6 separate regions of the Homo sapiens genome follow, and regions 2, 3, 4, 5 and 6 are each linked to region 1. A link is a loop called in an ENCODE intact Hi-C map of the cell type or tissue named here. Cell type or tissue: PC-9. All regions are shown on one strand. Region 1 overlaps KCNQ1 (potassium voltage-gated channel subfamily Q member 1). Region 2 overlaps CARS1 (cysteinyl-tRNA synthetase 1). Region 3 holds the start of MRGPRG (MAS related GPR family member G). Region 4 overlaps KCNQ1 (potassium voltage-gated channel subfamily Q member 1). Region 5 overlaps TRPM5 (transient receptor potential cation channel subfamily M member 5). Region 6 overlaps SLC67A1-AS (SLC67A1 antisense RNA).

Region 1 (5,000 bases):
GCGGCCTCAGAAGGGAGCATTTTGATGGATTCCCAGAGGCAGGGGGCCTGGTCCCAGGTCTTCAGGGGGTACCAGTCACCTGACCGCCCTCTCTCAGGTGCAGAGTGGGTGATAGAGATGCTTTCAGGAAGCTCTACGGCCAGCGCATGAGAGAGACGCCACAGGGCTCTGAAAGGCAGTGAGTGGGTTGCACAGGGCTCCCCAGGACCAGGAGCTCCTGGTGGATGGGGATTTCAACAGCTTCAGTGTCACTAAAGGGGAAGGCAGGAGGGACTTGTATCCGGTGGTCCTCAGTGATCAACACTGGGCTCCGGAGAGCCGGCCAAGTCACTTCTCCTGTCCCCACAGGGCAGTGGCTTCAAGTTCCGCTTGGTGGATTCTGAGCCTTTGTTCTTGGAACTCTTGCCGGGACATCAGGGGTCGACCCTGACCCGGGAGGAGCCTTGGCAGCTGAAGCTGGGTGGCAGCTGAAGTTCAGCCCACCTGGGTGTCCCCAGCTGCCCCAGACAGACACTTGGGCCTACCCTGCTCCACCTGCCCCTGGTCCACTTTCACCTTCGCTACCCTTACCCGCCCAAAGCCTGCAGGCCAGTGTCTAGCGTCCTTTCACCCTGAACAGGCTCCGAGAGCCTCTGTCTCCCTGGGGTGGGCTCCAGGCAGGTCTCAGGACAGATGAGTGAGAAGTTTCTCCTACAGGCTCATGGGGCAGTGACCTGAAGTCTGGCTGGGCAGAGCTGCAGGCCACCCCGTGCCCTGGGGGCTGTGCAGACAGAGGGCCCACATCTGTCAAGTCCTCTGGGCCTAGCTCCAGGGGCTCAGTGCAGACAGGAACCAGGGCTCCAGCCCGCACATACACAGGGCCCTGCAGTGAGGATCCCAGGGGTGCGGAATCTCAGTCCAGCTCTGCCTTTCATGAGCCCATGGGCTGCTTGCACATAGATCCTGGCACACAGTAGGTGCTTAATAAAGATTTGCTGGCTGAACAAATGCAGGCGGAAACAACCCTGCCAGGGAGAAGACGACCGCGTTCTGAAGCCTCAGAGTGGCCTGGGTGGTGGGGACCGGTCTTAGCTGGGTAGCTCCCAAGTGACAGGGACAAAAAGGCAAGTGAGCCCACAGGCCCACAGAGGGACACAACTCTTCCCAGAGCACCCTGCAGCCCTGAGGAGGGAGTGGGTACCCCCGTCCCTGGGCAACCAGTCTAGTGGGGAGTTGCCCCCGAAGCAAGTGTGCAGGACGGGGCTTCGTCAGACCCATAGGAGCTCACCAGGCAGGGCGAGGCAGGCAGGGAGGAAGACAACCCTCAGCGGGCGGCAGCTGCAGAGGGAGTCAGACCTCGGGGTGGGTGGAGGAAAATCCTGAGTCACCCACTGGTTCCCCAACCTGGGCAAAGGTGCCTTTGCTCTGCGTCTTTTCCCGGCAGCGGCAGAAATGGTGCTGCGGGAAACCGCCCCAGGCCGTGCGCAGAGCAGGCTCCTCATCAGAGCAGCTGCGGGTCCCAGGTGAAAAACACCAGGTGAGGACCTGCGGGCCTGCGGGCGCCCTGAGCAAGTGGAGGCCAGGGCGCTGAGGACAGGACCCGACCTTGTTCCACAGAGAGGGCCGCCCAGGGCCGTCACGGAGGCCCAGAGACTCCCTACAGGGTCTCACTTTGCTGCTGGGAGGGAAACTGAGGCCTTGCTCTGAGCTGGGAGGGAAACTGAGGCCTCGCTGTGTGCTGAAGGCGCAGCAGAAACCCAGGCAGTGGAGGCTGCAGCTGGCGGGAGGGGTGGGCCACCGGGCGGGGCGGAGGGAGCCTCAGCAGAGGGGAGGAAGCCGCAGCGATGACCTCATCCCCTAGGCCTCCGGGGCCGCAGCTCACGGGGTTTTTTAACCACAGGCATTGCAGGACAATTCCCTGGTATGTTCACCACCAAAGGCGCGGACTAGCCGTGTTTGTGTTGTGCTTTTGAGTGCCTCTCTCTTTGTGTGGAGTTTGACAAAAGCTGTGATCCTGGAGACAAAAGCCAGGCCCTCACCTGGGCCAGGGCAGGGTCTCTTACTGCAGAGAGCAGGGGGCCAGTTTCTAGCAGCAGCTGGCTTCGGCAAGAAACAGGAGAGCCACCCAAACCGGGAACTCCTTCCCAGGCAAGAACACGCAAAGCACACACACGTCAGACACACGTGTGCACACACACACCAGGCATATGTGTACGCATGTGCGCACGGAGCTACCCACAGGCACGCACACGTACACTGAGTGCACACATGCACACGTGTGCCACTTCCACAGACATGGGTACACAGACGTGCACATGCACGTACGTACACACGTGCACACACAGCCCCCTCTGAATTCAGAAGCCAGGTTGGGGCCCTCTTTGCAGCCCAGGAAGTGGCTCTCCTCCCTGGGAGGCCTTGAGGAAATCTCCCTGCCCAGCAGATTTCCGACGTGGTGTTCACGTGGTGTTCACGGTGCCGGCCGGACCCCAGCCGAGACCAGATTCCTCCCGAAATGGCTTTTTCAGGCCCACCGCATATCCCTGGTTCAGCAGAATGCCTAATCCCTCCGAGGCCGCGCTGGGGTTTCCTTAGCAGTGCTGAGATAACAGCTTTCTGGCACTGCAAAGCTGGGCGTACGAAAAGAAACGAGAAAACAGGGGCTCCCTGGGAACACATCGCTTTGATCCATTTTTTCCCCCAACATTTAAACATCGTGCTCTCGGAATCCCTCATGCGGGTCCTGCACCCGCCCGGCCCCTCCTGGGTTCCCCAAGGCTGTGGTTTGGGCTCCCCGCGCTCAGCACTCCTTGGCGGGTGCCAGCAGCTCCTGAGTTGCATGTAGCACGAGCGCCCTCTGGCGTCTACAGGCCTTCCCGCCGCCTGGCCCCAAGGGCTGCAAACACCTTTGCTTCTCGTACCTCCCCGAAGCGCCCCCAACCGTCCTTCCTGCAACCCTGCACAGCCTCCCTCTGCTGGAATCAAGAACCCAACAGCCGTCCTCACTCCTCCAGGCCTGAAGCCTCGGGAACCTGCTGTCAGGTGACTTCTGCCTGTGCTCTGATCCCCACAGCCCTGTGCCTGCTGTCCGCTGGAAGCTGTGAGCCCTGGGAGGGGTCCCTGCCTGCCCCGCCAGCACCAGCTTACCTCCTTCTCACTGTGCCCCTCCCACCTGAGCGCCCCCTCCTCCAAGCAAGTGGTCACTGTCTCCCCACCCAGAGCCCACGCCTCAGTCTCGGCCCTGATGTGTCTGTACATCCGCCTGTCAAGGCCAGGCCCACGGCTGCCTCACTCTCTGCTGTGTCCCCAACGTGCCCCCACCATGGCCATGACTGAGTGACAGCTGGACCCTCAAATCCCCTTGAAGGATTTGTTTCCACGCGGCCAGTGCTTCGAGAGACTGCTGGGAAGTGTGGCAAGGCGAGTGGGAGGGTGTCTCCATCACGCAGGGGCAGCTGAAGCCGGGAGCACATACCAAGCTGGGTCATCCTCGCTGGGCAACTCTGGCCTATGCATTTGATGCAGGGAGGGACATGCACGGCCAGGAAGCGCCATGCAGAGCTTGTGGGGTTAGCGCAGCCACGGGGTCCCACCCTCAGGGAGTGTGGAATGGCCTGAGGCAGACAGATGCTTGTGAGCCTCCCAGAGCCCCATGAACCCAGAACAGGGCAGGTCGGCGGGGATGGTGTGCAGGATAGTGCCAAGCAGAGGCCTGAAACCTGACAAGAGGCTGAGTGCTGACACTCCCGAGGACAGCCAGGTCCAGAGAAGAGGGCTTGCAAAGGCCCTGGGGCAGCCAGGAATGTCCAAGGCTTGGCCTGGAGTGAGTGAGCCCAGGCTGGGTGAGGTGGGGTGGGTAGTGTTACAGGTGATGGGCCTGAACGTGGCACCACCTTGGGGAATGTAGCCTAAACGTCACAGGGAGCTTCTGGAATGATCAGGTTTTTGTCTTAGAAAGTCCTCCCCAGCTGCTGTTTGCAGGGTTGCCTGGTGAGACGCAAGGTGTGGCAGGGAGGCAGCTGGCATGACAGATAAAGGGACAAGGGAGGCGGCCAGGGTCTCTCTGCCTTCCAAGCAGTGGAAAAGGCAGAGGGGACTGCAAGGGGGACTACAGCAGAAAGGGGGCTCTATGCTTGGGGCCACGGGCTGCTTCTCTGCCATGCCACCCCGGAGGAGAGGGAGCTGCAGGGCAGTGAAAGGGCCGGTTCCTGCTGACCAGGGGTTTGTGGCCACAGTTCAGCAAATAGCCACCAGGTGGCGCACAGACCCCAGGGATGCGCAGACAGTGGGCAGGGCTGCTGGGATGAGGACCATCTTGGAGGCTTCCCTGGGGGCACAGCTCAGCACTGTGTAGGGTCTGCCCTCCTGCCTGGGCAGGGCTGCATCCTAGGGAGCAACCCTACCTGGTCTGCTCCATGCCCCTGTCCCCTGCCTGGTTTAGATGCCGCATGGGGGCCTTGGGGTGCTGCTGGTGATTCTAGGGCTGCAGACGGGCACATGAAGCCCAGGGCACGTCTAATTCTCGAGCTGCAGACGGGCATGTGGAGCCCAGGGCACGTCTAATTCTCGAGCTGCAGACGGGCATGTGGAGCCCAGGGCACGTCTAATTCTCGAGCTGCAGACGGGCATGTGGAGCCCAGGGCACGTCTGAAGGTCCCTGCAGGTCCAGCCTGGGTGCAGGCTTCTCCAGGCTTCGCCCTCCCAGCTGCCTGGGAGATAACCACCTAGGAAGTGAGGACCTGAACTTGGACGCTGTGGTGCTGACAGACAGCCCTGGCTGGGCAGGAGCACCTGGGTGGGCTCACGTTAGCACCGGGGCTCCATTTAAAACCAGGCAAGTCCCAGGCCACCTGGGGGCGAGGGGCTAACCACCTAGATCCAGGTTAGTACGTGAGGGATGGGACAGGCAGGATCTCACGTCTCACACACAGCACAGGCATGAACACACGTACATACACATAGGTACACACACGCAGCGACACATAGCTATACATAAATACACACAACACAGCCATGCATAA
Region 2 (5,000 bases), 490 kb before region 1:
CGGATCACGAGGTCAGGAGTTCGAGACCAGCCTGGCCAATGTGGTGAAACCCCATCTCTACTAAAAATACAAAAATTAGCCGGGTGTGGTGGCGCATGCCTGTAGTCCCAGCTACTCGGGAGGCTGAGGCAGAAGAATCGCTTGAACCCTGGAGGCGGAGGTTGCAGTGAGCTGAGAGCGTGCCACTGCACTCCAACCTGGGTGACAGAGCAAGAGTCCATCTCAAACAAAAAAAAAGGAAATAAGTGAGCTAAGCAGTCAGTCAAAAAGCTGGGAAAGGAACAAGAAGAAGTAGAAAGAAATAGGAGGAAATAAAGTAAAATCAGAGATTAAAGAAACAGAAACAATTGTAAAAGCCAAAAGCTGATTCTTCTCAAAAAATAATATAGAAGAACCCTTAGCAAGTTTGATTAATAAAAGTAGAAGATTGAAAAACATATTAGGGCTGAATTATAGCTCATGCCTATAATTCAGCACTTTGGGAGGCCGAGGCAGGAGGATCGCTTGAGGCCAGGAATTCAAGACCATCGTGGGCAATGTAGTGAGACCGCATCTCTACAAAAATTTTAAAAATTAGCTGAGTGTGGTAGCATGCACCTGTAGTCCCAGTTACTCAGAAGGCTGAGGTAAGAGGGTTGCTTGAGCCAGGGAGGTCGAGGCTGTAGTGAGCTGTGATTACACCGTTGCACTCCAGCCTGGCTGACAGCAAGATCCTGTGTGTGTGTTTGAATGTATGTATGTATGTATGTATGTTTGAATAACAAGACAAAAATGGAATGTAACTATGGATATAGTAGAGCATTTCTTAAAGTCCTTAGAGGAAGCCGTGAACAACTCGCACTGCATTTGACACTTAGATGCCGGGAGGGAACTGGCAGCACATGGGAAAGGTGGGAGTGGTAAGTGGAGCAGTGCCCTCAGGTCACGTGGTGAAGGAATGTTCTGGAGGCAGCTAGAGCACACTGACTCACCACTTTATGATGAATTTTGCTATCTGGCCCCATCTAGGGTCTTTTTCTTAAATACCATTTATTCTTGGGCCCATTTTCTTCCAGAATGACTTCAGCATTGGTTTAAGTTCCAGGAAACAGGAGTAGAATCTAACAGCCAATATGCAGGACCAAAGAGGGACATGGATTTCCACCCCTCCACAGTCAGTGATCAGACGTGGGCACATGACCACCCCCGCAACCTCCCCCCACCATGGGGAGTCATAAGGAGTGTAGCCTTAGCTCTGTGCAGTCATGTGCTCCTCGCCATGGGGACTCTAATGGTAGAGGAAAAGGGGAGGGGTGATGCTGGGGCCCAAGTGGTCCTAGATGATGACAGCTCCTCACTCCGCCAAGTAAGATGACCCACCAGAGGCAGATGGGCCATGCAGACCACTCGGGAAGGCACGTGGCAGGAAGGCCTAGTGCAGGGAGGAAGCTCCCCCAGTGGGAGAGAACAGGACCCTGTTGTGCTGGTATGAACATGCTTGTAGGGTCAAAGCTAGAAACACTCACTCTGCCTCTGGGGAGAGAGACAGGAAATGAAACCAAGAAGGAAAACTTGAAAGACATTGTGTTGTAACCATAATAGGTCTGTTGCCCAATGCACAGCGAGTCAGTATACCGGGATACCAGGGGTTGCCGTAGAAGAAGCGTAGTAATTGTATGGTGGACAAATGGAGATGGGAGGAAACCTCAGATCCGCCTCCCTGAGATTTGGGGAGGGGTTTTTAATTGCTCTGGACAGGTGATGGGGATTGCCGGTTGCTGGGGAAGTGAGGGGCGAAGTCATGGGACAGGGAGGTAAACCACATTTCTGCGACGAGTCAGTTCCTTGGTGCAGGTCTTCAGACCAGTTGGCAACAGCTGTCCTGCTGGAATTCAGGATCCAAAAAATACCTTAAGCAGTTCTTGGTAAAAAGGTCCAGGGTTAGAGATTCTATCGCTAGGAACAGTGGTGGAGCAGGTGGTCAGCGTGCTATGTGACTCTCAGTTAGAGCTGCAGGGAAGCGGATGGACGTGCACTGCACCTGGCCAGTGACCGGCCTCATCATTCTGCCTATAGCCTGCCTTGGAATTCTCATTAACCCTATGAGGGCAGTTGCAGTGTGATGTTTGCTGAAGGATAGGGTGTTTGTGGGGAGGGTCCTGTGTTCTCTGTTATCAATTTTTTCAAAGCGTATTTTTAAAAAATCAGATATAAACTTTCATGAGTAAGTTCATAATAATGAAAAGTTGAAAACGTGAATGTATATTTTCTATCAAAGAGCATCTAAAAGCGAATGTCATGGGCCATATCACATTGTGCTTTTGCGGAATTGTCAGTGGCAGAACAGTGCGGAGGTAGAAGGAAGCCAGGACAGCGGCCTTCCGTGTTGGTGGATAGATCTGGATTTTGCTTGCAGAGGTTTTTTGTGTTTTTGTGTGTTTGTTTTTTAATCTGGGAATCAGTATACCAAAATGGTAACAGTAGTAATTCCTAGGTTAAAAGATAATGGCAATTTTTTTCCTAGTTTTCTTTTTTTATCTTTCAAATATTCTACATTTAGTACATATTTTATAATCATGAACTTGGTGTTTAGAAAAATATATTTAGCGGTGCTTTTCCTCTGGACTCTGTTTCTCAGGGCAGCTTAGGTCTGTTGCCTGATTAGGCTCCTGAAAAGTGGATTTGTCACCTGGAAAGATCTCACTGCAGCTTCTTCAGGGTCACCTGAGTTAGAACCCTAGATGGAGTCTGTTCTTCCTCCACAAGGGGGTGACAGCACCTAAGGCAGCCCTTAGACCAGGGACCAGGAAAGGCTGCAGCAGCCGGGCAAGACCTGGCGTGGGTCCTGGTAACCTTATGCCTAGAGTGAAGACCTCTGCTCTGCCCATTCATCGAACAAAGGGTGATTCTCTGCGTGACCTTTGGACTGGCTCACAGGTTTCTTTATTCACAGCAGCTAATCTTTTCCATTGGTCCTGCATGTATTGTTGAGAGAAATCTGCAGTGATGGTGCATTCCTTTTCTGGGGACTCAGACCGCCTTGTACCCTGAGTGTCAGGTGGCTGAGTGTCACCGAGTCAATGCATGGAATTCACCAAGGGGTTATTTCTCATCCCTCTGGCAAGGCATAGACAGTCTTGTTTTTGTTGGCCAGGTGATCATTGGCTTTGTCCAGGAAATAGAACTTGTGCCAAGAGCAGTACTCCCCTTTTCTTATGGCCTTCCTGGACTATTCTTTAGTTTCCTTCACCTATTTTCCCCTTATAAATACACAGGAACAGCAAATGTCCCCTTCACCACTGCACTGCCACCAGGTTCCCTGCAGTAGTACACAGCAGCTTAGCTGCATCCTTGTATCCCCCGGGACCCATAAGCAGATAGTTGTGCGGGCCCTTGACATATTGACCCCACCCGCATGAACCAGGCAGGATCCCTGAGCCATGCCCCAGTGGCTGCACCACTATGTCACCTCCTAGCTTTAGCCCAGGGTTCTTATCACTTGTCCTAGACACTGGTGGGCTAATGCTGTGAGAAGGCAGCAGGAAGGTGAATGTCTTACGGAGACCCCAGATGTGGCCTCAAGTCAGCCAGGTATATAAGCTGGTGACTTTGGGGATTATGTACCGTTTTGTAAATCTAGACACTGGGTCAACACCAGAATCTGGTAATACATAGTTAACTTGAAGAAATGCTTGAGCCAAGTTAATAAACAGAAGTTAGTCAGAAGGACTGCCCATTAGGCACCGTGGATGGCCTTGAAGTGAGACATGTGGGTCTGTGGGTGCTGCTGAGTGACCTTGCCTGGCGTCCCTCGTGTTTGCAGGTGACCTGAGCATCTCTGCAGACCGCCTGAGTGAGAAGCGCTCTCCCAACGACTTTGCCTTATGGAAGGCCTCTAAGCCCGGAGAACCGTCCTGGCCGTGCCCTTGGGGAAAGGTGAGCGAGTGGCCTAGAAGGTGTGGGGCTTGGACAGGGGCACTGGCGCCAGCCACACTCTCAGGCCCCCAGCAGAGGGCCGCTCTGTGTGTGAAGGATGTTGTCACTGGGCCAGAGCCTGGTGCTGGTGCAGCACAGGCTGCCTGGCCCCGGGGACCTGGACATCATGGAGACTCCCTGAGTCTCTGGACAAATCACTTCCCTCCTGGGATTTCTGTTTTCTGGTCTGTAAGTGGAGATGTGATCAGAGTAGACGTCCATGGAGGCTTCTTGGTTCTTGTGTTCTGTGACTCTGAGTATTCCAGGCCCCAGGGTGTAGGATGCGTTCTGATCTTCCCGGTGACAGGAGTTGTTGACTGCAGGGTACCCTAGGAAGGGGCGTGACCATCTGCAGCTGTCAAGGGCTCAGAGGTCTGGATGTAATTCAGTAACTTCACCTAAACCTCGGCCCACATAGGACCGGTTTATGAACTTCACCAAAGAAGGCTATCCTTAGTCTTTTTTTTTTTTTTGAGACAGAGTGTCACTCTGTCACCAGGCTGGAGTGCAGTGGCGCGATCTCAGCTCACTGCAACCTCTGCCTCCTAGTCCCGGTTCAAGCAATTCTCCTGCCTCAGCCTCCTGAGTAGCTGGGATTACAGGCATACGTCACCATGCTCAGCTAATTTTTGTATTTTTTTGTATTTTTAGTAGAGACGGGGTTTCACCATGTTGGCCAGGCTGGTCTTGAACTCCTGACCTGGTGATCCGTCTGCCTCGGCATCGCAAAGTGCTGGGATTACAGGTGTGAGCCATCTCGCCCAGCCTTCCCTTAGTCTTTTCATGTGCGGGATTTAACGCTTGTTCCAATAAAGTTCAGAGGATGTAAGGGCCATCAACTTGGAGTGATAAGTGATAAAGGCCTGGACAAGCGGGTAGGCTGGTCAGTCACTGTGTGTTCGGCTTTCTCCAGGGTCGTCCGGGCTGGCATATCGAGTGCTCGGCCATGGCAGGCACCCTCCTAGGGGCTTCGATGGACATTCACGGAGGTGGGTTCGACCTCCGGTTCCCCCACCATGACAATGAGCTGGCACAGTCGGAGGTAG
Region 3 (5,000 bases), 680 kb before region 1:
CCGTGTCTCTCACCGCTGACGCCGCCACTGCTGAGCCTGGTCCTGATGCATCTCCCAGGACTAAGAACATGACCCATGTGGATCCTGGGGGAGGAGGGATGGCTGGAAAGGGAAGGGCTGCTCTGAGACCCTCTGCCTTTCAGCGCAGCTTCCGGTGGCCAATCTCTCTCGCACTCTGAGAACATCCTCGGGACTCTCAGCCTCGCTCCTTGCAAGTGGCCACTTGTATCTGCCCCTCCCCTTGTGTTAGTGGCTCCTGGAGAGGCCCCCTGGCCCTGCCACCATCACCAAAGCCCCTCTCTTGGCTTGAGGCTTCAGAGCAGCCTCCTGAGTGCACCGCCGGCAGCATGAGCCCCGGGATTCAGCTTCTGCTTAGGCCAGGAGTGCACAGGGAAGGCTGGGGGCTCCCTCCAGCTCCTCACACCGCATCTTCCCTCCTCCCTCCTCCTCAGACCACCTGCAGCCTCTGCCTTTGGGCACCTCCCTGGACACCTCCAGAGACCCTCCGGGGAGGGGACTTCGCCAGCAGGCTGGTCTAGGCTCACCAGGTGGGAGCCCCATGAGGGTCCACCGTGGAGAAGCTCCCACCTCTGGGGGAAGAGGAAGGCGCCACACGTGGGTTCCCCATGCACGTTCCCTCTGTCTGCAGACCCTTGTCTGGCACACGGTGGAGGGTGCAGCATCACCCTCACCACATCCATGAGGGACATGGACATCTTTTCAGCAAGTTAGTCCACCCTGCCAGGAGCCCAGGGCCTGCCCTCAGGTATGGGGAGGCATTAGGCACGCCTGACCTGAGGTGCAGAGGGCTGAGACCCGGCTGAGGTCCCGCCGCTGGGAAGGGTGGTCCAGGGGCTGCACCCAGAGGGCACCTGCAGGGCCATGGATGCCACTCCCTGTGCCCCCAGCGGGGGCACAAAAGACTCCTGAGGACCATGTCTGTCTCCATCTTGCAGGTCCCTCGCCAGCACCCTCTGAGCCGGCCAGGATGTTTGGGCTGTTCGGCCTCTGGAGAACCTTCGACAGTGTGGTCTTCTACCTGACGCTGATCGTGGGCCTCGGGGGACCGGTAGGTAACGGGCTGGTGCTCTGGAACCTCGGCTTCCGCATCAAGAAGGGCCCCTTCTCCATCTACCTGCTGCACCTGGCCGCCGCCGACTTCCTGTTCCTCTCCTGCCGTGTGGGCTTCTCCGTGGCTCAGGCTGCCCTGGGCGCCCAGGACACACTCTACTTCGTGCTCACCTTCCTGTGGTTCGCGGTGGGGCTCTGGCTGCTGGCGGCCTTCAGCGTGGAGCGCTGCCTCTCCGACCTCTTCCCCGCCTGCTACCAGGGCTGCCGGCCCAGACACGCCTCGGCCGTCCTCTGCGCCCTGGTGTGGACCCCGACCCTGCCGGCCGTGCCGCTGCCCGCCAACGCCTGCGGCCTGCTGCGCAACAGCGCGTGCCCCCTGGTCTGCCCGCGCTACCACGTGGCCAGCGTCACCTGGTTCCTGGTGCTGGCCCGCGTCGCCTGGACGGCTGGCGTGGTCCTCTTTGTCTGGGTGACCTGCTGCTCCACTCGCCCGCGGCCCAGGCTCTACGGCATCGTCCTGGGCGCGCTGCTCCTGCTCTTCTTCTGTGGCCTGCCCTCGGTCTTCTACTGGAGCCTGCAGCCCCTGCTGAACTTCCTGCTGCCCGTGTTTTCCCCGCTGGCCACGCTGCTGGCCTGCGTCAACAGCAGCTCCAAGCCCCTCATCTACTCGGGGTTGGGCCGACAGCCCGGGAAGCGGGAGCCGCTGAGGTCGGTACTGCGGAGGGCCCTGGGGGAGGGCGCCGAGCTGGGTGCCAGGGGACAGTCCCTGCCCATGGGTCTCCTATAAGTGGGCTTGCCCCGCCCACAGGGCCTGCCAGGAGGTGCCCACCCCCACCGACCCTCGCTCACCCCACACCCAGATGCTTTCAGGACCAGGAGGAGCCCCGCCCACCACCTAGCTCTTACCCTGAGCACCCAAGGGCTGGACACAGCTGGAGAGACTTGGCCCTGACCACCCCCCAGCCAGGCCTGCTGAGGATGAGGGAGGCAGAAAATGGAGCTGGAGAGAGGTCAGGCAAGGAGAGAGAAAGGAGAAGCCTCCTGAATAGGGGTGAGGACAGGCACCACGCCCCCAGGCCCAGCCCAGATCCCCTTACCCGGCCCCTCCCCACCCTGCTGCACCTGAGTCACAGGGGAGAAAACTGCACAATAAAACAGAGCCAGCCACCAGCCCACAGTGGCCGGATTGGAACCCAGGCTTCCGGACTCCTGGGCTAGGTGGGCGCCGTCCATGCCACCTGCTGGCTGAGGCTCTGATTCGCCCCCTACAGAGTTGAGGTGGAACTACTCCTTACTCCCCGCCCTGCTCAGCCATCATTGTCCTGCCCACCCCGCGGGGACCACACCCAGGGCTCTGTCCCCCTCTCTGAGGCCCAGGACTGGCAGGTGCCTGATGTCACCAGCAGAGGCCACCAGGTGGTGCTGCTTCTGCACAGAACAGACCCAGCCCCGTGGGCCGGCGGATGCAGGAGCCTCCATCCCCTCGGTCCCCTCCCATCCCCTCCCACACTGGTCCCCACCCGGCCTCTCCTGCGTCCCCAGGGCCATCCGCTCTCTGCGGGTTGCTCCCGTCTCCCACCTCTGCTCTCACCCTCCCTCCTCAGCCCTGGATCATCTGGAGCTTTTGCCCCAAGTGTTTGCTTTGGAGAGAGAGAGAGAGAGACAGAGAGAGAGAGAGAGACAGAGAGAGAGAGAAAGAGAGAGAGAGAAAAGAAAAGAAGGAAAGAAGGAAGGAAGGAAAAAGAAAGAAAGAAAGAAAGAAAGAAAGAAAGAAAGAAAGAAAGAAAGAAAGGAAGGAAGAAAGGAAGGAAAAAGAAAGAAAGAAAGCAAGAAAGCAAGAAAGCAAGAAAGCAAGAAAGAAAGAAAGAGAAGAGAAGAGAAGAGAGAAGGGGAGGGGAGGGGAGGAGGGAGGGAGGAAGGAAGCGAGGAAGGAAGGAAGGAAGGAAGGGGATCCAAGTTTCCAAAGTGCAAACCATTTGATGTGTTTTCTGACCATGAAATAAAATACTTTCTGGTCATTTTTAAAACATTCAAGCCCTACGGAAAATACTAAAAAGAGAAATCGCCAAAATTTTTTTCCACCCAAATGGGGACATTTTTGATGAAAAGCACTCCAGTTATGTATTTTTTTAAATAAAGACCTGCAGAAATTTTCTTTTTTGCCCAAATGAAGGCATTCAATGGGTGCTCTTGGTGCCGGGTGGGACATTCTGCAGCTGCCTTTGCATAAAGTTGTTCTTTTTCCACTAGAAAAGTAAAACGTTGCTCGTTTATGGAAACTTTGAAGAAGGTTAACAACTGGAAAGAAGAAAAGCTTACATGTAGTCCCCCAACCCAGAGGCACGCACCTTTGCTGGTTTTTCTTCCTTCCCCGGGATGAATGTGTTCTGGCCACGCCAAGTCCCGTGCCCGCCTGCCCGCTGCCAGTTCTCCCTAGACCGTGCTCTCAGGACTGGAAGCTCAGCAGGGAGTGTGGGCACTGTTGGTCTGAAGGCCATCTGGGGGGCTCAGGAGGATGGGAGTGTGGGCACTGTTGGTCTGAAGGCCATCTGGGGGGCTCAGAGGGACGGGAGTGTGAGCACTGTTGGTCTAAAGGCCATCTGGGGGGCTCAGGGGGACGGGAAAGCCTGAGCCCTGGTGGCAGGGGGAGGCTTAGGCTTTGAGGGCAGGGTGGGAAGGGTTGTTCATTCTTGTGACACTTCACACAAGACCCCAGGAGCTGTGTGGCCTCCTTCCTGAAAGACCTGGAAATGGGATAAGGGTGGGGACAGTTTCAGAGGTGAAACCTACAGGATCTGTCCCATCCTCCCAGCCCAGGAAATAGCTGCAGGGCCCCCTATGGGGCCATCCATCTGTGTGCAGCAGGACAGGAAGGCGGCTGGCTGCTGATGGTGTCTGGGGCGCATGACAAACAGCCCAGTCTAGACAGATGGAGAGCGAGGGGCTTCTGCCCCGGCACCCACTGCTGAGCCCAAAGACAACCAGGTCGAATTCTGTACCTGGAGAAGCTACAGCCACATGGAAGGACAAGGTTGCCCTGGGCTGGTCTGGGTCCAGGCAGCCGCAAAAGCTGGACTACAGCCCAGATGGAGCTTCGCTCCGGTCCTGCCCGCTCTTCTCGGGCTGAGTGACCTCCAGCGTGTCACCTGACTGCTCTGAGCCCAGGTCTGTGAGAGACATCAGGGCAAGGTCTCCTTGCCCGGATGGCAGGGATCCAGGTCTCCACAGAGGGCGGCCCGCCCAAACCTTCAAGGCCAAATGAATCACCTGGCCCACCTCTGCAGACCTCCAGGTGTGTCCCGCCCGCCCTGACCTTGGCACACCCACCTCGCTGCCTTCTGCTGTCCCTGCCCCTATCACTGTCTTGCCCAACCTTCAGGGGCCTGTCCTTGTGACTGTCTGTCCTGCTCTGTGATGCCCAGGGCTTCCTGGCAGCAGAAGCTGAATTCTCAGCTCCTCTAGTGTGCACCTGCCCTGTCAGCACCCACGGTGACCACTGTGCCCAAGCAGCCCCCACCCCTAGCCAGCACAGTCCAATGTGTCATGTGCTTCCCATCCCTGCTTATTCGCTCCTGTGTTTGCCTCTTTAGTGTCTGTGTCTCCCTAGAAGATGAGCTCCATGAGGGCACAGAGCCAGCAGCTGACTTGCTGCTGTCTCCCTGGGACTGGCAGGTAAAGCGGCTTGATGAGTTGTTGTCAAATGGATGGACAAGTGGATGGATGGCTAAGTGGATGGATGGATGGATGGATGGATGGATGGATGGATGGATGGATGGATAAGTGGATGGATGGATGGATGGATGGATGGATGGATGGGTGGGTGGGTGGATGGATGGATGGATGGGTGGGTGGGTGGATGGGTGGGTGGGTGGATGGATGGATGGATGGATGGATGGATGGATGGATGGACCATTGAAAGAGATGTGGTC
Region 4 (5,000 bases), 160 kb before region 1:
CTATTTCTAGGAAATAAAATTCAAATTCCATCAGGTTTTTACAAGATCTGCCCTGCTTACCTCTCTGACCACTGTCCTCCCTCACTGAGCTTTGGCTCTGCCAGCCTTCTTCTTCTTTGTTAAATCTGCCAAGTATCCCTCCTGCCCCAAGGCCTTCACCACCTCTGCCTGGCTTGTCTTTTCTGGTGATCTTCCCTTGACAATTCCTTCTTCTTATTTAAATCTCACAGGAAATTTTGCTCTGACCTGCCATATCTGTCATCCCCTTCAGTCACTCACTAGCTGACGACTACCTTTCGAGTCTCTGCAAAGCACAGGCTACGCTTTTCTAGTTCCTTAGACATCTACTTATTTGTTGGCTGCCTATCTCTTCCACCGGAAGAGAGGCCCCAAGAGAGCATATCTGTCTTCCGTATAGGGTCCGCACATGGTGGGTGTGTCACAGATTTCTGTTGAATGGTTTCATTCATTTATTGAACGAAGGAAGAGGCCAGGCCAGGAAAGTGTGCCTCCATTTTCACAACTCAGTGAGAAAGCAAATAGCATGTCAAAATCTGACCCCTTGCAACCAGGGTTTCTTAGCCAGCCACACTGGTAATGCTTGGGACAGGATGTATCTTTGTTGTGAGGGGCTGTCATTTATATTGTAAGATGTTTAGCACCCTGCCTGGTCTCTACCTAGTTGATATTAGTAATTCTCCCATAGTCATGATAGCCAAAAATATCTCCAGACATTGCCATATGTCCCCTGGGGGGCACCGCAGATGACAACCACTTCCTTAGAACAGCTCTTGGGACTGGGATGGTGTCTCTGCTGTGGCTCTTTAAAGGCAGCAGGCCCTGGCTTGCATCCTGCCACATCTAACACCTATAGCCTCACCACCTCGGTGAGAAAGACCCTGGCCCAGGCCTGGCCAATCAGAGTACCCTCTTCCCTGGTCAGCAGTATAATTTGTTTGGCAAGCACTTCCAGTCCCACAACCTATGGGCTGCCACCCAGAGGTTTAGTTGGAACTACGTGTCAGCTGCCGTCCCTCAGCCATCTATGGCATGGGCACCTGTGGCTTGACCAAGTTGGAGGTGGCCTAGAGAGGCCGGGCTGGGCCTGCTCACCTTCTCCAGTTAGTGCAGACTGATGAATGAGTGGTTCTCAGCGGATACCGGATCCAGGTTTGCAGTACACTCCAGGAGGAGGACGAGTAGGGTTTCCCTCAGAGCAGGCCTGGATGGGAGGGCAAGGGGTGGCCTCTAATACTGCCTTTCCTTCCGGTGCCTTTATCAGCCTGTGCCATGCTCCTCTGAACTGGCCGGCCCCAGCATGTCCAGGTTACTGGCAGGAGCCTGTATAACCCAGGGTTCCAGTCACACCAGCCAGGAAGGCCCATGAGGCTGGAGCGCACCCAGTCTCTGGCTGCTCTGTCTGCGGAACTAAAAGCCTTTCTCCCAGAGCCTTTCCTACGGCTGGGCGAAGCTCTTGTTTGCAATTTAAATGTGGCCTCATTTATGGAAGAATCCCTGCTCCTCCGAAAAGCCTTGGGCTCAACCTCCCTAGCAGCCCGGGCCTCAGCCAGGAGAAGAAATGGATCTAAAAGGCCTTTCTCCTGCTAATTGTAGCAATTAGCATTAGAGAATGGGGACTCGATGGGGGGCCAGCGCCTGGCAAAACAAGCTTATTCCCAGCTTAGGCCCAGGCCCAGCTCCACACACTGCTGCTTGGCCAGACTCGGCCCCCACCCAGGGTCTGGTTGGCTTCAGGGCAGGGAGAGAGGGCCCAGGCCTGTGGGTGCTAAGAGCAGTTGTGGAGGGTGTGCATCTGAGTTGTTAAGCCTGGTAGCTGTACAGGTAGCCCTGGGCTATGACTTGTGGTCCTCTCAGAAAAGGGTCTGACTGGAACGCAGAGCCAGACCAGATATTCATGAGTGGATCACAGAGTGTAGACTGAGGGCTATCTGGTGATTGACAGAAAGTAGTCTTGGGGCAAATGACTCTTAAAGAGTAAGGAGCCATTCCCCTCTATGGCTAACTGGATGCCTTTCTCTCCCCCTGCTCCAGAAAGGACTTCCTGTTCCTTCACTGAGCGTGCTTGCTTATGAGGCTTCTGGAAACCAGGAGAGTTCAGTGGGCCTCATTATTGAGCGTATGGGCAGGACAACCTGCTTGGGACATAGGCCATGCTACAGTTGATTTTAGCCAGCTTGCTGCATCTACACAGCACAGTGCCTTCCCAGGCAGTGAATTATGTCTAACAGGCAGGGGAATGATCATTGCCTCATGTTAGGGATGCAGTCATTCAAGAAATATTTGTCAAACACTCAGCAGGTACTAGACCCTGGCCCAGAGGGAGGGATTTGATAGGAGCAGGGACCTGCCTACCCTCCCAGGGTTAGTGGACAAAGGGGAGAAAGACTAACTAATGTTGAAGGACCGTTTGCACCCTGAGGGGAGTGCTGAGGCCTGGGAGCACAGCAGGTGTATAGCAGGAACCCACTGGAACTAGCCTGGGGTCTGAAAAACTCCCTTGGGGAAAGTGGCAGGGGCAGGCCAAGGGCCCTCTGGTGGTAGGGAGCCTGTGAGCACCTGGGATGGAAAGAAGCCAAGCATCTGAACTACCAGAAAGGCAGCTGCAGGATTAAGCAAGACCCACAGGTCTCTAAACTTTGAAAGGATGTCTGTCCACTGAGTAGATAATTGATTGGAATGGGGCAGGGGATGTGAGAATGCCAGTTAGGAGATGCCTGCAGTACAGAGAAATGGTGGCCTATCAGGACAGTGGCAATAGGGATGGAGGGAAGCAGGGAACCTCTAGAACTATGGATGGGTGAAGTAAGCCTGGCTTGGTGATGGGCTTGAGGTGATGGGCAGGTGGTGAGGAAGCGGGTGTATCGGAAATGACCCCAGAACTTCTGACTTGTGCCACTGAAAGGATGGGTGACACTGAAAGGACAGGGGCCTTCAGTAGAGTGGGCTATAAAATGATGGAGGCTGTGGAGAGGAGGTGGGGGCAGGTGACTGGAATGTGGGTCTGGCTGGGTTGGAGAGACATTTGGGGGGTCAGGGCCTCACAGGTGGTCTGGAAGCCCTTGGTGCTGAGGGAACAGCTTAGGGAAATGGTTTGCATAGAGAAAGGCACTGGCATTTAGTGGCCATGCCAGAAGGGAAAACCTGCCAAGGAGACTGAGGATAGAGCCAGAAAGATGGCAAGAAAGCCAGGAGAACTGGAGGGATGGAAAAGAGGACCTAGGGGTCATGGTCCTGGCAGAGGTCACATTGGATCCAGTGCTTGTGATTCTCTGATTGCTGGCAGTGGATGGCCACTGGCCTGCAAATGGCCCTAGTGGAATGTCCCCTGCCTGTGTGGCTCCCTGTGGGCTGCCTCTCCCCTGGACAGATGGGGAGAGACCCCTTCCCCACCTGGTTCTCTGTTTCACCCTTGGAACTGTGGCGGTAAAGAGGACCTCCCCACAGTACGTGCAGGGAACAAGCTAGGTTGACTCCCTCAGGGAGGCCTCGTCCTTGCTGAGGTATTTCATAACCTCAGGATAGAGAAATCCCCCCAACTTTAATGCAAAGCCAAGCAAGCTGAAAAATGGCCTTGAATAGGCTGAGATGAAAAAACAAAGAGGCTGTCAACATCAGAGACTCAGTGGGGGCAGGGAGCTTCAGTGGACTCCCCACAGACAGCAGTTCCTGGGCTTCTATGCCCAGACCCAGAGGCCTGAGCCCAAGATGTCAGGATGGGTGGTCACTGTAAGTGCAGTGGATTGTAGCTCAGGGGTGAGACATCGCCTTTTTCTTGTCAGCTCTCCTTCCTGATTAGTGGCTCAAACAGCCTTCCGAGACTCAAGGGGTTAACTGCAGATCCTCTAACTCCTCCACTTGCTAATTTTTAAACACAGCTGAGCTCTGAGCACCCCTCCCAAGGCTGTGAGAGGCCAGAGGCCAGCACAGACTCTGCACCAGGTCTGCACAGCCTCCACCCCTACTGTTGTCAGGAATCTGCAGGCATCTAGAACAAAGGTGCCTCCATTATTTCCCTCACCCAGCATATCCTGATACCTGAGCCAAGAGTTCACCCAGAGCTTTTGCCCACTTCATTGATGGTCTGGTGGGCTTTTGTTGACACATACCCGTGACTCCCAAATGAACCTTTCAGGTTGGCTTAAAGCCGCTGGGACCTACACATGACAAAACCCAGACGGAAACAGTGGCTTACACTCCTGTGTCCCTAAAGGTACCTGTTCCTAACAGTGGGAGTGCCAGAGCCTGGAAGCTGGAAGCCAAGGAGACAGGGACCTCCCTCCTGCTGACCCCCTGCCAGGCCACATCCACCTAAGGGATTTGGGATCATACTCCATCTTCAACCACTGGGATCAAATGGAAAGCCCTCAGGAATTCTGAGAGACAGCCCCTATACCTATGTGCACTGACACACATACACTGACAAATACGCATTCTGACACATATATGAACATGCACATATGTGTGCCCCACTCCCTGCCAGGAGGTGGGTTCTGTCCCATCTTTGACATGTTACTTCTTGTCCTTCCCTAGGCCCAGTGGCACTTTCTTTGTGATAGGTGCTGAGACCCCCCCGACTGGGCCCAGTGGCTGTTCCCAGGACCCAGTCTCTGCTCTTATCTTAACCCAGCTCTAGCTCCCAGGACCCCAGCCTTTCGCAGGGAGAGAGATAGCTCTTTTGGTCTGGCACATGTTCCATGCCAAGTAGTGGAAACAGCAGCTGCAGGGCAGCCTCAGACTTGACATCATTTAATCCTTGTGACAATCCTACAGGGAGGAAGACACTACACATATGTGCAGATGCAGCAAGGAGCAGCTCAGCCACATGGAATGACTTGCTTGAGGTCACCAGGCACTTGACACAGCAGAGTTTAGCCCAGTCTCTGGAGAGACCAGCCTTCCACATCCTGTCATGCTGGGGAGGGCTGCCCGCTTTTTGTCCCTGCTCCCCCAGTTCTAACCCCGGAAGAGCGATTGTCCCT
Region 5 (5,000 bases), 100 kb after region 1:
AACCACTATTACCACGACCAGCATCATCCCTGTCATCACTACCATAAACATGACCACCATCATCACTACCACCTCCATCACCACCACCAAAACCACCACCACCAATACCGTCACCATCACCAAAACCACCACCACCAACACCACCTCCATCACCACCACCAAAACCACCACCACCATCAACACCATCACCATCACCGCCACCAAAACCACCACCACCATCAACACCACCATCACCACCACCAAAACCACCACCACCAACACCATCACCATCACCGCCACCAAAACCACCACCAACACCAACACCGCCTCCATCACCACCACCAAAACCACCACCACCATCAACACTGTCACCATCACTGCCACCACCCTCATCACTGCCACCAACATCACCACCACCAAAACCACCACCACCATCAACACCGTCACCATCACCGCCACCACCCTCACCGCTGCCACCAACATCACCACCAGCACTATCATCATCATTACTACCACCATCACCACTACCACTGTAATTACCACAACCAGCCACCACCACCACCACCACCACCACTAGTATCACCACTGTATTAGAACTGCCTGAGACTGAGTAATTTACCGAGGAAAGAGGTTGAGTTGACTCACAGTTCAGTATGGCTGGGGTGGCCTCAGCAAACTTACAATCATGACGGAGATGAAGGGGAAGCAAGTCACCTTCTTCACAGGGCAGCAGGATGGAGTGAGTGCAAGCCAGCACCCACTCCAGGTTCTGCCAGTATCTGAGTGGCAAGAGGGAGCCAGCAGGAGTTCCAAGGAAAAGTGATCCTAGCAGATCACCAGAAGCCAAGGCTCCAAGGCTTCTTTGGGTTTTATTGTCAGGGTAATAGGGAGCCATGGAAGGTTGTAGGCGGGGAGGAACATGACCTGGCACTGAACCAGAGTTGGCTGGGGAAGAACTTCTGCAGTTTTTTTGGGTGTCCAGGAGACAGAGGTGGAGGGAAGGACCAGGATAGATGAAGGACTGTGCCCCCCAACTCCATAGACTTAGAGGCACCTTCTTCACAGGGCAGCAGGATGGAGTGAGGGGAAATGCCAGATGCTTATAAAACCATCAGATCTCATGAGAACTCACTCACTATCATGAGAACAGCATGGAGGAAACCACCCCCATGATCCGATTACCTCCACCTGGTCCCGCCTTTGACACATGGGGATTATGGTGATTACAACTTGGAAGGGAACACAGAGCCAAACCATATCAAGCACCCATGCCATCATCATCATCACCATCATCCTAACTATCACTGCCATCACCACCACCATCACCAACATCTGAACCATCCCCACCACTACATCACCCACACTGATATCACCATCACCATGACCACCATTATCACCACCACAATCACCACCATCTCCAACATTATCACGTTATCAAAAACACCACCATGGCCACCACCAGGATCATTATCACCCCCACCACCATCATGACCATCAGCACCACCATCGTACCACACCATCACCAACACCACCAGTACAATCATCACCATCATCGTCTCCATCACCACCATCACCAACATCACCACAATTATTAACACTATCATCATCACCGCCACAATAAACACCACCATCAACACACCACAACCACGATCATCACCACCACCATCATCATACTCATTGTCATCATCACCCTCATCATCACCACCACCATCAGCAGCAGCACTGCCACAACCACCACCACTATCATCATCACCATCACCATGAACACCAGCATCACCAGTGACTATAGTCACCACCACCATGATCATCACTACCACCATAACAACCAACACCACCATAACCACCACTACCCCATCACCATCACCACAATCATCACCATCACCACCACTGCCACCACTACCAGCTACCACCACCATCATCATTACTACCACCTCCACTATCATCACCACCACCACAACCATCATCACCACCACCAGTACCAACACTATCACCATCACCACCACAATCATTATCACCACCACCATCCCCTCCACTGTCACCATTGTCACTACCACCATGACTACTATCATCATCCCATGATTATTACCACCACCATCACCATCACCAACACCAATACCAACACCAACACCACCAACATCATGACCACCATCACTACCACCACCATGATCAACACTACCACTGCAATAACCACCATCACCACCATTATCCCCACCACAATCATCACCACCACCACCTTCGTCACCCACCACCATCATCATCATCACCACCTTTATCAGCACTAATACCATCAACAACACCACAGTCACTACCACCACCACTGCCATTTGCACCACTATCATCATCATCTTCGTCATCATTCCCACCACCATCACCATCACTATCATCACCACCCTCATCAACGGTAATGCCATCACCACCCCAACTACCCTCATGCCCACCACCATCACCACCACCGCCACCATCATCACAAACACCGCCATCAGCACGGTCCCCATGATCATTGTCACCACCACCATCATGACCATCAATATCATCATCACCACCACCACCACTACTGCCACCATCATCACCACCACCACCATCACCTTCACCCGTTACCACCACTGCCTCAGACTCTGCCCATGGTCCTTTAGCGCCCTCTGGTGGCTGACAGGCCAGACTAGAGAGGCCACCAGGGTCCCAGAGAGCAAGTCCCAGATACTGTCCCCCACCATTCCTGGAGTTTATGGTTTGAGGGGCCCCGAACAGGGGGTCCTTGGAGTCTCTTTGGGAAGGGGCACACAGAGGTATCCCCCAGGCTCTGTTCTCCTCATGTGTTACCTGCAACCTCCCAGAAGCCAGGCTATTAGAGTCCCTGTTTGACACTCCAAGGTACTGAGGCCCAAGTGGCTAAGTAGCTCAACAGCTATGCAGGATCCAATCCCAGGACTGCGGGATTCCAGAGGCACACTCTGTCCCACTGGCACCCTGTCCTGACTCCGGATGCAGGGACAGTCCTCACAGAGCATCCCTGGTGCTGACCGGTGAATGGACATCACTCACAGCTGGCCCACGGCTGTGCAGCCTTTCCAGCACAGATGAGACACCATGGGGGCCGATGCCCCACGGCCTCGCAGGGCCACAGCAGGGAGGAGACAGTCCCTCTGCCTCCCTGTCCTCCACAGGACAGCTGGGCCCAGCACCCCGGCATGAGACGTGTGCTCTTGAGGCAGCTCCTGTTCCTACTTACTGTGGAAACTGAGGTGAAGAGCCCTGTCCCATCACATTTCAGGGTGGATTTCAGCTGCATCGGTCCCGGGCCACCCCGCCAGACATCGCCAAAGGAGGCAACGACAGCAATCTAAGTGGCCTAGAAGCCACGTCCACACAGGGTCTCCTCTCCCAGTCAAATCGGACATGCCCCCAGGGCCTTGGTGCCAATCACACCTGAGGACGGCCAGCCCTTGGTGTCTGGGTGGCTTTGGAGACAGCAGGCCTGTGGGCTCGGCCGTGTGGAGCAGGTGAGGTGGTGCCCTGTGTTGGTTCATGGCCAGCTCCCTAGGGCTGGCATTGGCTGCCCAGGTGCCAGGAGTTGTGGGCGGGGAAGAGGAGGAGGAGAGGCTTGAGAGTTGGGCCCACAGGCACACCCTGCAAGGTAGGCAGACGGCTCCACCCGCGCCTTGGCCAGCAGCCGCGTGTCAGGGTGCTGGGGAGAAGGCAGACAGGTAGGGACCCTCACACCGCTGACAGCCCAGGTGGGGAGAAGGAGCAGGATTGTACCTCCTCCTCCCAGGTGGGAAGGGCAGGTGGGCATGAGAGGAGTGGGGACCAGGACAGTGCGGCTTTGGCCACACCCCTGCCTCTTGCCTCAGTTTCCTTATCTTTAGCAGGGAGGATCCCCGCTTCCCTGGGCTGTGAAGGGCCGGCCCCACTGGGGTGAGGTGGGGCATTCTGGAAGGGGCTGCCCAGTGCTGGAAGAGGGTCTGGGCAGGAGGGCCAGCCCCACGGGCTCTGGATCTGAGACTTCAGGGGCAGTGTCTGGCCAGCAGCCTGCAAAGGCAGGTGCGGCTCAGAAGCTGAGGGCGAAGGGAGTGGGGCAGTGGGAGGGGTCTGGGGTCACCAGGTCACTACTGTGTCCTCTTGCCACCACTTCCCTGAGCCGTGTCCTCCACTGCAGCCCAGGGAGATGGGGCATCCTCATAGGGAGGACACAAGGACACACAGCTGACTTCCAGCCTGCTGCACGCAGGGACCTTTCTGGCACCCTCCCCTTGTGACTGGCCGTTCCCCCAAATCTCACAAATGAGGCAGGCCCAGGGAGGCTGAGGGACCTGCCCAAAGTTACACAGCCTGGTGGGGATGAGCGGGGCTGGGACCCCAGGGCCTGGTCATCCAGCTCTGCCCTGAGCTGGTCTTGGGGAGCCCAGGAAGCCACATTTGGCTCTTGGCTGCGGCTACAGGTGCCCCGCTGCCCTGGGAGCCCCAGCGCCTTCACCGTCTGGGGGGCTGCCTCAGTTTTGCCTCTTGGGAGTTCTGGGGTGGACTTCTGGCCAGGGGTCACGATGGCCCCTGGCTGTCCCGGGCTCCCTGCCCCACCCTGGGATGCACAGGGAGGGGTGCAGAAGACCTGGGCACCTGCTCATGCAAATCCCAGCTGTTTGCATCACCTCCCTCTGGGCCCATTTGCCTGGTGCCTAGCACCTGGCCAAATGCCTCCTTAGTCCCTGGGCTGGCCGGCGGGGGCGGGGGGCACCGAGCCTGGGCATGGGGCAAGGGGTGGTTGCGGCCACCAGGAAGGTGAGGCTGCCCCACGCTGCTACTCGGCTTCCCTGACCTCAGCTGCTGGGTGCCCAGCTCTGTCCCGTCCTCGGGAGGAAGGAGGTGCTGTGGGCCCTGGGAAGGGCCAGAGCTTTGGTTGTGGCTGCTTCCACCTCTGATGGCTGCTGGTCGTCCCGGGGGTCTTGCATAGAGTCAGGGAGGCACTGCCGAGCTCCAGGCTGAAGGGTACTCCCGGATGTCCTATCCCAGAACTTCCAAGAGGC
Region 6 (5,000 bases), 360 kb before region 1:
ATAAAACCCAAAAACTCCCCCAAAAAGCAAAAACCCAAAAGCAAATACAAATAAGACCCCACATAAGCTCAATTCACTAACTGCTTCAAATTAAAACCTGGGGTAACCCAGGGAAGGGGGCAGCTGTAGATAGGGCTCAGCAGGGGGGCCCCAATCTTAAAATCCCCAGCAGTCAGCATGCGTGCCAGAGGCCTGTGCTTATGACAGGGCCCAGCACTCTGCAGCCAGCCCCACCAGGCTGGCATCTTCACCACTGACCAGGGCTTGCCTGGGTCTGGAACTCTTGAGCCTCAGTTTCCCCATCTGTGAAATGGGGACAACGTTAATCCCTGCCTCACGGGATGCTTGTGAAGATTAGACAAGATCATTTGCACATCAAGTGCATGGCATGAGGCTGCCTGGCAGAAAGGGTGTGCTGCAGTGGCAGCTGGTACTGACCAGCAGCTAGGGGATGGGGCCACTGCTGGGTGCTAGGCACGTGTGCCTCAGTGCTCACTCAGGGCTGGCGTGAAGACTGATGCATGAGAGTCGGAGTGACCTGTATCCCATGGACTGTCCTGAACTCTGACAAAGGTGGGGTTCACTGCCCAAACTGCTCATCATGTAGATAACATTTCATCCTAGGCTTGGCACGGTGGCTCATACCTGTAATCCCAGCACTTTGGGAGGCTGAGGCAGGTGGATCATGAGGTCAGGAGTTTGAGACCAGCTTGGCCAACATGGTGAAACCCCGTCTCTACTAAAAATACAAAAATTAGCCAGGTGTGGTGGCAGGCGCCTGTAGTCCCAGCTACTTGGGAGGCTGAGGCAGAATTGCTTGAACCTGGGAGGCGGAGGTTGCAGTGAGCCAAGATCGTGCCACTGCACTCCAGCCTGGGCGACAGGGTGAGACTCCATCTCAAAAAACAAACAAACAAACCAAACCCCTTTCACCCTGCCTGCCTGTTTACATGGCAGGGGTGTAGGTGCCTTTCCTCCCCGCCAGCCCACATCTCTGGGTATAGAGTGAATGTCCAGTTTTCATTACAGCACAGCTGGAGGGGTGGCCAGTGGCAGCTCTCTGCCCTGCCTGCCCCTCTAGGTTGGAGGGAGAGGCTGATGATGGTGAGGGTAGTGGCATCCTCAAGAGGAAGGCCGCTGTGCCAGGCACATACTGACTTGCCCTTTAAGCCTCATCAGAAGCTTTACAGATGAGAAAGAAGAGGCACAGAGAGGTTAAGCAACTTGCCCAAGGACACACAGCTAGTAAGAGGCAGATGCTCTGCCCAACTCCACAGCCTACTTGTTTGCTGCTGGCCAGGCAGTGCCTGTCCCCTGTTCCCCATACTGTTCCCCTTGCTGGGCCAATGCTGAGGAGCAGGTCTGATAGCCTCCAAGGTGAAGCCAGCTCCTGAGCTGCAGCCCCAAGCCCTGCAGCCCTCTCCAGCGCCCTCCCCTGGGCCCATTCTCTGCTCACTCTCTGAGCTCGGCCTGTGTGCCGCCACCTCCCTAACCACTTCCCCAGCTGCCCTGATTGCTGGCCCCCAGCTCCCAGCCAGAAGCAGGACTATGATTCCTTGTTGTTCCGAAGCAGCCAGGGCACAGTTGTGCTCAGGACTGAAGGGTGTGAGTGTCCATACGTGCCCAGGCAGTGACCACGCGGTGGGCAGGTGCAGGCCCGACACAGAGGCTGCAGCCTCGGGGCTGGCTGTCACCTAGGGGCTCCGGGCAGCAGCGCCAATGGCGGGAACGAAGGCAGAGGGCGCCGGGCTGCCGGCCGGGCCTGCGGGGGGATAGGGCAGGAAGAGGAAGAGGAGGAGCTGGGGATGAGGAGGGAAGGAAGGAGGAGGGAGGGGAGGAGGGGCAGGGGGAGCAGAGAGGAAATGGGGGAGGGGCGGCAGGGCGGGTACCCACCTCTCCGCAGAGCGGGCTCTTTGTCTCCCCTCCCCCACCCCCTGGAGACGGGCGAGGCCCACGTGCTGTTTCCCACTGAGGTGCGAGTGACACCGCCCCACCCCCAGATCCGAGGGGTGTTGGGGTTTGTGAAAAATGCGCTCCTGCCCGCTGCAGCCCGGACAGCCACACTGGGCAGAGCCCCCATCTTACACTTGAGGGGACTCGGGGCCAGAGAGCAAGGCCCTGGCCCAAGTCACCCCCAGGTGTGAGGCATGAATGAGGTGGGTGGGGGTCCTGGTGGCTGTGCCGTTTCGGGACGCCAGGGGGCAGCAGGCGCCCAGCTTCAGCCCTCAGGCTCCAGGCTCCAGTGGGCGGGAGGCTGCTTGGCTTCTGGCTGCCCCTGCGGCTGGGGAAGGGGGCACGGGCAACCTCTTGGTTGAGCATCTACTCTGAGCAGCCCTCGCCTGTGGGGTGCAGCCACCTGGGAGTGTGTTAACCTGGGAGGCCGCCAGGGCAAGCCTGCCGTCACCTCCTGGCCTCTGCGCTCGGTCTGGCCAACTGCCCTGGCTTCAAAGCTCAGCCAGGAGGAGGTGGAGAATGGGAGGGAGGAAGGAATGAAGGAAAGAAGGAAGGAGTTAAGTGTTGGGGGCTCCCCTCCTTCTCTGACCCTGGAGGTCAGTGGGGCGGGACCCCAGCCCAGGGCAGGAGGTGGCTTCACTGTCTCTGACTTGCTGGGGGACCCTAGGCCGGTCACTCCACCTCTCTGGGCCTCAGTTTCCTGCACAGGAAAGTAATAGGATTCAGAGAGGTCACGCCATGTAGCAGGCGCTTTTAACTGACATCTGAAATACAGTCTCCCTCAAGGCCTGGGAAGCCCCTTCACCCCCGAGGGCCCAGTAGGGGTGAGGCTTCCTCAGTAACTGCAGGCCCCTCCTCCTGCAGTGGAGGAGGGAGTGGTGGGGTGCATCTGGGGGCCCTCATGCCACCTCTCTGGAGGCATCCCCACTCTCTGGCATTTCAAATAGGCCCTGAGCTTCTCTGAACGCTGTGGCTTGGGTGTGGAAAGCAGGGTGGGAGGGAGTGGCTTGGAGAGGCTTTGAGGCCCTGGCGCCCCCCGTAGGCAGGAGATGCTGGTCACAGGGGTCTCCCCGAGCTCCAGCAGGAAGTCAGGGGGCTTGGTGGGAAGGGAGATCTGCTCACACCAGATTTGTTTTTCCTGCTGTTTCCCTGATAAAGTGAGCCACTGGGCCTGGGACCCCTGTGTCTGTGTCCTGTGGATTGGCAGGGAGAGGAGGAAAGGCCTGGTGGGCTCAGAGCTGGCTGCAGGGGTGTCTGACATAGGTCCCCACATGTCCTTGAGACCCTCCTCGGTACCTGCTTCCTAGCCCGGGAGCCCCCTTCCTAGCCCAGAAAGGCGCCGTGTGAAGCCCACGATGACCAGTGGCCCTCGGTTTCCTGGAACATTCAGTGCCGAAACCAGCAGTCTCAGGCAGGCTGGGACCAGGGGGTCCCTCTCTTCCAGACCCCAAGGGAAGCAGCCCCTGGTCCCGTTCTGGAGCAGGGGTGACTGTTCCCTATTCCCACTGGGCCTCTCCTCAGGGCCTGCCCAGCTCCGCCCATCGGTTCCTGGGGAGTGAGGACCCCTGGCCGGAACCCCCAGCACAAGGCAGTCCCTGTAATCGGAGCTTGTGCCGCATGTGGCCACGTCACCGCAGGGAGGCCGGCACCTGCGGAGGACGTGCCTGGCAGCCGCCCCAAGAACAGCCTGTCCTGGGGGGCGGGGCGAGCCTTGCGCGCGGGGAACTGGTGCGGGGGAGCTCTCCTGGCCCAGCATGGCCCCCCGCCAAGTGTGTGCTGAGCCGCCTGTTGCGGGAGGGGGGGCCTTGGGTTAATCTGTCACTCCCCATGCCCCTGGGGCCTCTGGGCTGGATGACTCCCCACCCCATCTTATGGATGGGAAGGTGGAGGCTCAGTGGGGGCAGGGAGCTCTGGGGCCTTTGGGGGCACAGCCAGTCAAGCTCCTGTCCAGGGCTGGTCTGAGGACCTGCTGCTGGGTGATGTGGTTTGAGGCCAAAGGGGTGGCCTTTCCAGAGTCAGGCATCCCTGGGCAGGGTTGTACCCTGCACAGATGCCCAGCCCTGGCTCTAGGGCTTGGGGTGGGAGATGTCAGGGGAGATTCCCAGGGCCCTTGACTTCTTTCTTTTCCTGCTTTCTTGTGCCCTCACAGAAGTCCTATGGAGGGGCTCAGGCTGGGTGAAAGGCAGGGCCAACCTCAAGTCTCAGTGACCTCAGGCAGGTGGCTTAACCTCTGGGAGCCTGAGTCCCCTCCCTTGCAAAATGGGCACGAACACACCTCCCTCTCAGGGGTCTTGGAAGGATTAAATGAGGCAACGAGCCCAGCCCTGGGTTAGGGCAGGGCCCTGAGCAGGCACAAGATGAAGGCAGCAAGTGTTGTCATTGTTTATAATATCCCTCTGGTCCTCTCCACAGGGCACCACCTGGGGAGCAGCTGGGGAGGCAGCCGGGAAGGGCACAGACACCTCTTGCAGGGTCCCTGGGGTGCTGTGGGAGGGTGGTACTGCTGAGGGCAGGCTCCGGGTACCTGGAGACTCTCTAGTGGGCCCTGGAACAGCACAGATTCAGATGGTGTCCAGCCCTCACCTCCTACCCACCTTGACCCTGTGCCTGCAATCCCCAGCCCTTTGTGATTGATGGGTGATATGGGGCCCATGGCTCAATGGAACATTCTTTGAGGCCTTCGTTTGTTTGAAGACAGATAGCTCAGGGCCTCAGAACCCAGGGAACAGGCCCGAGGCAGGTTTCACCATGGGTCAGAGGGGAAAGAAGAGCTCCCGGCCTGTCCTTGGTCACTCCCTGATAGGGGCCATTGGCCCACTGGCCGGGTGTCCTGTGTCCCAGAATTTGGGTTCCCTGGGGCTCTGGGTAGGGATTGGGCCTAACCTAGGACGGGCATTCCTAGCCCTGTGAAGCCACCTGCGGCACACATTCCTGATGGGGCCATGAACATGCCGACAAGGCAGCTGTACAGCTGCCACACCCGGGAAGGGGAGGCCTCGGGCAGCCGGGGAGGCACTGGAGTGGAGGTCACCCGCCAGAAAGCACAT

Evidence for each region. Hi-C counts contacts between places; a loop is a spot of excess contacts. Peaks named below come from ENCODE experiments on the same cell type or tissue, not always from the same donor. Only the 100,000 strongest peaks of a DNase experiment are listed, where the experiment ranks them.
Region 2: it touches region 1 in a loop (15-fold over the local background); 8 of 110 quality-filtered maps call a loop at or near these places.
Region 3: a loop joins it to region 1, with 12 times the contacts of the local background. A loop is called at or near these places in 9 of 110 quality-filtered maps.
Region 4: a loop joins it to region 1, with 5 times the contacts of the local background. A loop is called at or near these places in 19 of 110 quality-filtered maps.
Region 5: a loop joins it to region 1, with 32 times the contacts of the local background. A loop is called at or near these places in 98 of 110 quality-filtered maps.
Region 6: it touches region 1 in a loop (16-fold over the local background); 110 of 110 quality-filtered maps call a loop at or near these places.

The regions. Positions count from the first base shown.
Region 1 is chr11:2,530,796-2,535,795 of GRCh38, reverse strand. The region is part of intron 2 of KCNQ1 (potassium voltage-gated channel subfamily Q member 1); the gene reads right to left. Among named protein-coding and RNA genes, the nearest start is that of KCNQ1, 88 kb to the right of the region's middle. RefSeq lists enhancers at 1-240, 2,991-3,100 and a silencer at 2,074-2,234. In PC-9, CTCF peaks have their summits at 2,647, 2,847 (motif pointing left), 4,038 and 4,241 (motif pointing right); DNase peaks (open chromatin) are centred at 1,345, 1,865 and 2,855; H3K4me3 peaks cover 1,061 bases; H3K27ac peaks cover 1,143 bases.
Region 2 is chr11:3,019,135-3,024,134 of GRCh38, reverse strand. CARS1 (cysteinyl-tRNA synthetase 1) reads left to right here. Exons shown (of 23, transcript NM_001014437.3): 11 at 3,803-3,915; 12 at 4,868-4,996. Among named protein-coding and RNA genes, the nearest start is that of CARS1-AS1, 7.8 kb to the left of the region's middle. In PC-9, CTCF peaks have their summits at 2,568 and 2,767 (motif pointing right); no DNase peak of the experiment used is centred here; H3K27ac peaks cover 483 bases.
Region 3 is chr11:3,214,802-3,219,801 of GRCh38, reverse strand. It overlaps MRGPRG (MAS related GPR family member G), which reads left to right and starts at 989. Exons shown (of 1, transcript NM_001164377.1): 1 at 989-1,858. The coding sequence starts at 989. The coding sequence ends at 1,858. It overlaps MRGPRG-AS1 (MRGPRG antisense RNA 1), which reads right to left and starts at 1,470. Exons shown (of 2, transcript NR_027138.1): 1 at 1,243-1,470. In PC-9, CTCF peaks have their summits at 2,219 and 2,455 (motif pointing right); a DNase peak (open chromatin) is centred at 2,501; H3K27me3 peaks cover 907 bases.
Region 4 is chr11:2,690,087-2,695,086 of GRCh38, reverse strand. The region is part of intron 11 of KCNQ1 (potassium voltage-gated channel subfamily Q member 1); the gene reads right to left. KCNQ1OT1 (KCNQ1 opposite strand/antisense transcript 1) reads left to right here. Exons shown (of 1, transcript NR_002728.4): 1 at 1-5,000. Among named protein-coding and RNA genes, the nearest start is that of KCNQ1OT1, 7.4 kb to the left of the region's middle. RefSeq lists an enhancer at 1,349-2,216. In PC-9, a CTCF peak has its summit at 2,524 (motif pointing left); no DNase peak of the experiment used is centred here.
Region 5 is chr11:2,426,004-2,431,003 of GRCh38, reverse strand. It overlaps TRPM5 (transient receptor potential cation channel subfamily M member 5), which reads left to right. Exons shown (of 29, transcript NM_014555.4): 4 at 3,251-3,479. Among named protein-coding and RNA genes, the nearest start is that of TRPM5, 16 kb to the left of the region's middle. RefSeq lists a silencer at 2,511-2,805. In PC-9, CTCF peaks have their summits at 2,421 and 2,621 (motif pointing left); no DNase peak of the experiment used is centred here; H3K27me3 peaks cover 1,707 bases.
Region 6 is chr11:2,889,442-2,894,441 of GRCh38, reverse strand. The region is part of intron 2 of SLC67A1-AS (SLC67A1 antisense RNA); the gene reads left to right. Among named protein-coding and RNA genes, the nearest start is that of CDKN1C, 6.2 kb to the right of the region's middle. RefSeq lists an enhancer at 1,808-2,607. In PC-9, CTCF peaks have their summits at 1,925 and 2,129; a DNase peak (open chromatin) is centred at 1,461; H3K4me3 peaks cover 1,435 bases; H3K27ac peaks cover 885 bases.